2 separate regions of the Homo sapiens genome follow, and region 2 is linked to region 1. A link is a contact called in ENCODE Hi-C or POLR2A ChIA-PET data. All regions are on one chromosome and are shown on one strand. The core of a region is the stretch at or near the end of the contact, and the rest is flanking DNA. Distances in the headings are between cores, read along the strand shown.

Evidence for each region. Hi-C counts contacts between places; a loop is a spot of excess contacts on that map. ChIA-PET counts read pairs that join two places held with the same protein, here RNA polymerase II (POLR2A).
Region 2: a loop to region 1 is called in a map of CD14-positive monocyte, with 2.3 times the contacts of the local background. The contact joins two enhancer-like sites. A Hi-C loop is called at or near these places in 1 of 168 maps with a recorded cell type or tissue (CD14-positive monocyte). POLR2A ChIA-PET finds 5 or more read pairs at or near these places in 3 of 52 experiments (MCF 10A, WTC11 and activated CD4-positive, alpha-beta memory T cell).

Annotation. Positions count from the first base shown.
Region 1 is chr11:78,227,151-78,230,119 of GRCh38, forward strand. The region is part of intron 3 of GAB2 (GRB2 associated binding protein 2); the gene reads right to left. It also overlaps a transcript of USP35 not described here. Among named protein-coding and RNA genes, the nearest start is that of USP35, 40 kb to the left of the region's middle. Within about 2 kb of position 1,406, at least 3 of the 41 ENCODE cell types and tissues checked have a DNase peak (open chromatin) inside an H3K27ac peak, as active enhancers do.
Region 2 is chr11:78,267,605-78,270,573 of GRCh38, forward strand. All of the region lies in intron 2 of GAB2 (GRB2 associated binding protein 2), which reads right to left. Among named protein-coding and RNA genes, the nearest start is that of USP35, 80 kb to the left of the region's middle. Within about 2 kb of position 1,592, at least 11 of the 41 ENCODE cell types and tissues checked have a DNase peak (open chromatin) inside an H3K27ac peak, as active enhancers do.

The sequences.
Region 1 (2,969 bases), core at 156-2,655:
TCTGTAAAATGGTGACTAAAAGCATATTTTGAAGGTTGTTCAGACTCTAGTATATGAATGTTTAAACAATGTTAGACTTCATCCGTCCCCCATCTCCAAATGGCAGTTAATAGCAGGGGTTATAACCCCCACTCCCTGAACAAGTATCAATAAGCCAGATGGATTGCCTATTTGTTCACTGTTTTAAGTACCGCAGAATATGCACATTCGAACACAAATGTTGTGAGACAGTGGAAAGAACCTTTAAGTTGATGACAGGAAACAGCAAACAAGTCATTTTACCTCTCTGAGTCTATTCTGCCACTGTGAAACTAGCCCATGGGTATTGATGTTGTAAGTTGAAAAGAATTATTTGGGTCAGGTGCAGTGTGCAGTGGCTCATGACTGTAATCCCTGCACTTTGGGAGGCTGAGGTGGGAGGTTCACTTGAGGCCAGGAGTTCAAGACCAGCCTGGGAACACAATAAGACTCCATTGCCACCAAAAAAAAAAAAAAAAGAACTAGCTGGGCAGGGTGCTGCACACCTGTAGTCCTAGCTTCTGGTGAGGCTAAGGGAGGAGGATCGCTTGAACCCAGAAGTTCGAAGTTAGAGTGAGCTATGATCGCACCACTGCATTCCAGTCTAGTAAACAGAATGAGACCCTGTTTCAAAAAAACACACGCCCCAACACAAACAAACAACAAACTATTCAAACGTAAGCTCTAGATTTATTTTCTACCATGATTTATGGTTGGTTAAGAGGCATTTTGAGGGGAAAGATCTCTTTCCAGAGACCTAGAAATCTATATGAAGAATGGTTTCCTGTTTGGGAACTATATATAGAAAAAGTTTTGATTAGTACATTTTTAAATTTAGGTTTTGGGCAATAAGGCAAGCAGTAAAAAGAGAAGAGAAACAAGAGGGGAGACTTGTGTTAGGTTCCAGTACTGCTACTGATACGTGCTGTGTGTATCACCAAGCCTCCTCTCTCAGGTGGGACCTAGTACGTCACAATGATTTCTAAGGGCCCATCTGGCCCCGATGCTCTACAAGCCCTTCGTTTCACAAGAGTGGTTTTCAAACTAGATTCCAGGTTCTCTGTAAGTGCTTTGGGAAATTGGAGGGTGAGGTTCTGAGCAAGCAGGGATTTAGGTCTGCTTCTTTAGCTTGTGTATGATTCTTCATAGGATTTCACTTGGGGAAAAAAAGAATCAATCCTTTGTAGCAGGGATTCTAAGCCTTTTGGAGGCTATAGGAGTTTTTAAGATTCTGGTCAAAAGCTCTTGGAGTGTCTCATCAGAAAAGGCAAATCTCGTATACATATAAACTTGTTGGGGCTGTAATACATAATAGCCCTCTGAGGCCAATCCCTGGACCTTTTGCCTTATAGAAGCTCTCTCAGCTCCTGAGGAGTTTGTTATTTACAGATGTGGCCACCAGATGGTGTTAGAAAATAGGGGCCAGAGCTTAGAAAGAGGAAACAGGTGTGTAAAGCCAGGCTTCCTCTCATGTAAACTGTACCCACCATGATGGCTAGGAATTCCAGGTCAGTCTCCAAACCTTCACTGATGCTCCTCCTTGGGCCTCTGCACTCCTCCTCCCTTTCTGTTCCATTCCAGACACATAACCAAGCCAACAGCCATGGGCTTGGATGATTGAACATCTAGGCTTTAGATAATGTAGTGCTTAGGGAAGAGGACGGGGGTGGCGGGGGGAGCGAATGGTAGACATAAGGTGTTAATGTTGTATGCATTTTTTTGGTGCCTTTCATTTTGCTTTTTTTGGAATTTCCAACTCTCTGTTGGATGCTCCCATCTGGATTTGTTCATTTTACATTTACTGATGTCCTAATTTCCATCTGGGCCAGGCAAAAGGGATACAGAGATGCCACCTGCCCAGTGAGGGGTGGTCTGGGAATGTCACAGTAGGGCAGGAGATGACATGGATGCAAATCATTACAGTCAAGTAGGGGTGAGTATGTAGCTGCTGACAGTTGGTATCAGCCCTTGCTGGGGGTGGTGGTAGACAATGTCAGGGAAGCCTCCTTCAGAGATGTTTTATCTTGAGTGAGTCTGGAAGGATGAGCCACAACTGGCCAGGCAGAAGGCAGGAGAAGGGAAATGGTGTTCTAGTTGAAGGCTCAAAGATGTAGAACACAACCTGGCAAGTTCTAGAAACTCGAAGCTGCTCAGGCTGCAGCAAGCACATTAGAAGGCAGGGCTGAGAGAAGACACTGGAGGCCAGGCCAGGACTAAAGGGAACGGGGAGCCTCTGAAGGATTTCAAGGTGGGGATGGGGTTGCAAGAGCATCACAGGCACCCTGCAATAACCTTCAACATACTCAAGAATGAACTCATCATCTTCCTCTGGAACTCTTCTCCTCCTGCCTCTCTTATTTTGGGAATGGCAACAGTTACTCAAGCCAGAAACCTGGGAGTCACCCACATTATGATTTCTGCCCAGGGCCTCTCTGATCCTTCCATCCTACTAATATTTACTTTCCTAACTTCCCAGTGTAAACATTTTCAACACCGCCTCAATGCTTCAGGATTAAGCCCAAACTCCTAGGTTTATCCCAACTCATCTCACCAATCTTTTCTCTTTAGTTCCCTTTTCCACTCTAGGATCCAAACCAAACTTTGCAGTGTTCCCTGTGTGCCCCAGTTAGTCAAGCATTGGGCTTTGCTGCATTGTTGGGCTGTGTCTGGAAGGCTTCTTACCTCAATCTGGCAAGTTCCTACTCCATTTATCCTTCAAACTCATCTCAGAAGACACATTTTTTAAGGCCATTCTTACATCCTCTACCTCTAAGCATTGCTTAACTTAATCACTTGCTTAACTTTGTTCTTGGAGCAGGTAGCAAGTGTTACCTATATTAGGCACCATTACTACTTATCTCTGCCAACAGACTGTGATTTCCTTGAGGAAAGAAACTGTGTCTTACTCATTTTTCTCTCCTTAGCACCTAGGTTAATGCTTGTTGCATTAT
Region 2 (2,969 bases), core at 342-2,841, 41 kb after region 1:
TCCCAGCACTTTGGGAGGTCGAGGCGGGTAGATGACGAGGTCAGGAGATCGAGACCATCCTGGCTAACATGGTGAAACCCCGTCGCTACTAAAAATACAAAAAATTAGCCGGGTGCAGTGGCAGGCACCTGTAGTCCCAGCTACTCGGGAGGCTGAGGCAGAAGAATGGCATGAACCTGGGAGGCAGAGTTTGCAGTGAGCCAACATCGCACCACTGCACTCCAGCCTGGGTGATAGAGCGAGACTCCGTCTCAAAAAAAAAAAAAAAAAAAAAAAAGAGTCTCTGAATAAAGGGAAGTCTTAAAATCTGATTACATTTAGTTTTATGAACATGGATTGTATCTTCCTCATGTTTTCATATTTTTATGGACTGATAAAAATTTCTGTAGCGCAGCCCTGCAGGTCCCTGTTTTGAAACATCTGCTGCGGACCAGTATCCTCACATTGTGTGCCAGCCTTCCCAAGCAACCAGTGGGGAGAAGGAAGGGTGGGCAGTTGAGTGCAGCTTGTATCACTTGACCCTCTCCTCTGCTATACTCAAAGTGGCTCCCTCTCAATTGTTTCATAAATTATTCTGTTTCATGTGAGATTTGGTTAAAAAGCAATGCTTTAAAAAAGGTTTGGAAATCACTCCTAGTTTACTGTTGAAGAAACTGAGATAAATCGTAACAAAGCTGAAATTTAAAACCAGAACTCTGTTTCCCAGCACAGATCCTAGAGAGAGAAGACTGTATCTACTGATTTTGTAGAGTTCTGAATCCTACGTAGCGCTACACATAACCGGATGTTTAATCGTAATCAAGATCTTCAGAGGTCCAAGGTGACCTTACCACTAAATACAAAGTTCTAATTCTACCTCTAGCCCAATATTAGAGTTAGACTGGGCTTTGGAATCCAGTCAGGGACCAATTCAACAATCATTTATTATCCTCTTTTAATAGGGATAAGCAGAAGCACTCAACCAAAAAAGTAGGGGGGATCTTATGAGATGTTTGGGAGCCATTCAAAGCTTCTGGCGCTGTGGAGTTGGGACGAGATGCTCCCAAGTCTAACAGTCTTTGGGTTTTGGCAGGTAACACTAGACTATCTATGCTGGCTGGCTGGGGTGGTGAGGGGGAGTGTCTGGTATTTAAAAAAAAAAAAAAAAAAGGCAGAAATAAGGATGAAGACTTAGAACGAAGAGAATAGGGTCAGGTTTCTCCCTGTCTCCTTTTCCTCCTTCAGAGGATTTGGAATTCCCTGAAGTTGGTCAAGGTTGGAGTTTGTTCTAGGACAACACAGAAACATTTGCGAGGATTTTATGGAGCTCATGTCTGAACTCACGGCCTGTTCTGTGGATGACTAGAACCAGCTGTAAATGAAAAATGACAAGCAAGAGATGGAGGAGGAAGGCCTGATATTTCAGGGTTATTTAAAATAACCTTTTTTTCTTTCTTTTTTTTTTAAAGGAATTAGAATTTCAGATCTGGCTGGAAACTGGTCTGGATATTTATTTTCCTCATTGTCTCAGTGGAAAAAAAGGGTGGGTGATTCAGACAGCAGCCTCCGCCTCTGGGCTGGAGCCTGGGTCAGTCTCCACTCTGTTCTTTCTTCCTTGAGAGAGGAGTCTCAGCCTGGGGAGAAGATGCATATTACCGCCCACATTTGCTTTTGGCTTCCAACAAGGGTTCCCCAGAGGAGTTGGTCTGATTTCAGTTAATAAAACAAAACCCAAAAGGTCAGGGAGGGAATGAGGGAGGAAAAGGCCCTCCCAGGGATGAGAAGACAGAAAGAGTAAGGTCTCTGAGCAAGGCTTCTCCCTGGCTCTCTGTCTCTCTTTTCATGGTGGGGGAAGGACCAAGGTCATCAGAATGAATCTGAATGGACTACTTGGCTCTACCACAGTTCTCCCTGCTGTAAGAAATCCAGCTTGAATAAGAGGTCCTGACTTTTAAGGCACCAGTCATTCTCTCTAGAAAGAGCTATTTGAAGACCCCACTAACATTCCTCACTGGATGCTGAAGACTTCCCCAAAAGCATTCCTATGGGTATCGTTTGACCCCAGGTGGGACCCAGGACTTAAAATAATTTGAGTGTTGACTTACTCGGGAAACTTAAGGATTACTAGAAGTTTAAGTATTTACAAAATATTTAAAGGGGACAGTCTCACTAAAATTTTAGTAGAGAAAAGGTGGGGAAGATATAAAGAAGAGTTGGTCAGAACTTTGGGAATTCTTTATTCCATAAGATTAGACATGTGACTACTGTGAAATTCCTGCCAAGGAGTTCGAGAAGGTAAAAAACTAAAATAGTAGAGAAGATACAGTGGAGGCTTTGGCCTTATTTCAAAATCTCCAAGAGTTACAAAATGGGGCTCTGGTGAGCTAAATTGCCTGAGCTGTAACTCACAGTAGCTTGTAGGTTCCTCTAAGAAGGATCATGTTATCTTGCTAGTTTAGCCATCAGAGGTTAATATCGATGTACAGATAGCACTGAGCACTTTGGAAGGCCAAGGCGGGTGGATCACGAGATCAGGAGATCAATATCATCCTGGCCAACATGGTGAAACCCCGTTTCTACTAAAAATACAAAAATTAGCCGGGCATGGTAGTGTGCGCCTGTAATCCCAGCTACTCAGGAGGCCGAGGCAGGAGAATCGCCTGAACCCGGGAGGTGGAGGGTGGAGGTTGCAGTGAGCTGAGATCGCGCCACTGCACTCCAGCCTGGGCAACAGAGCGAGACTCCGTCTTAAAAAAAAAAAAAAAAGAATAGTCAGTTCTCAGTGATTTATAAACCTCTTGCTCCTCCTCTTCCTTCTTGCTGTCCGTTTTGTGACTTAGAAGCAGCCATGGTAAACAGCTCTGTGACAATGGGTTGGGAAAAGTGAGGAGTCAGAGGACACAGCCATAGACGGTAGTCAAAAGCCTTGGATTCTGGGCCCTTCCACTCTGCTTTCTGGCATCATCACTTAGTGCCTTTAAGCCTTAGTT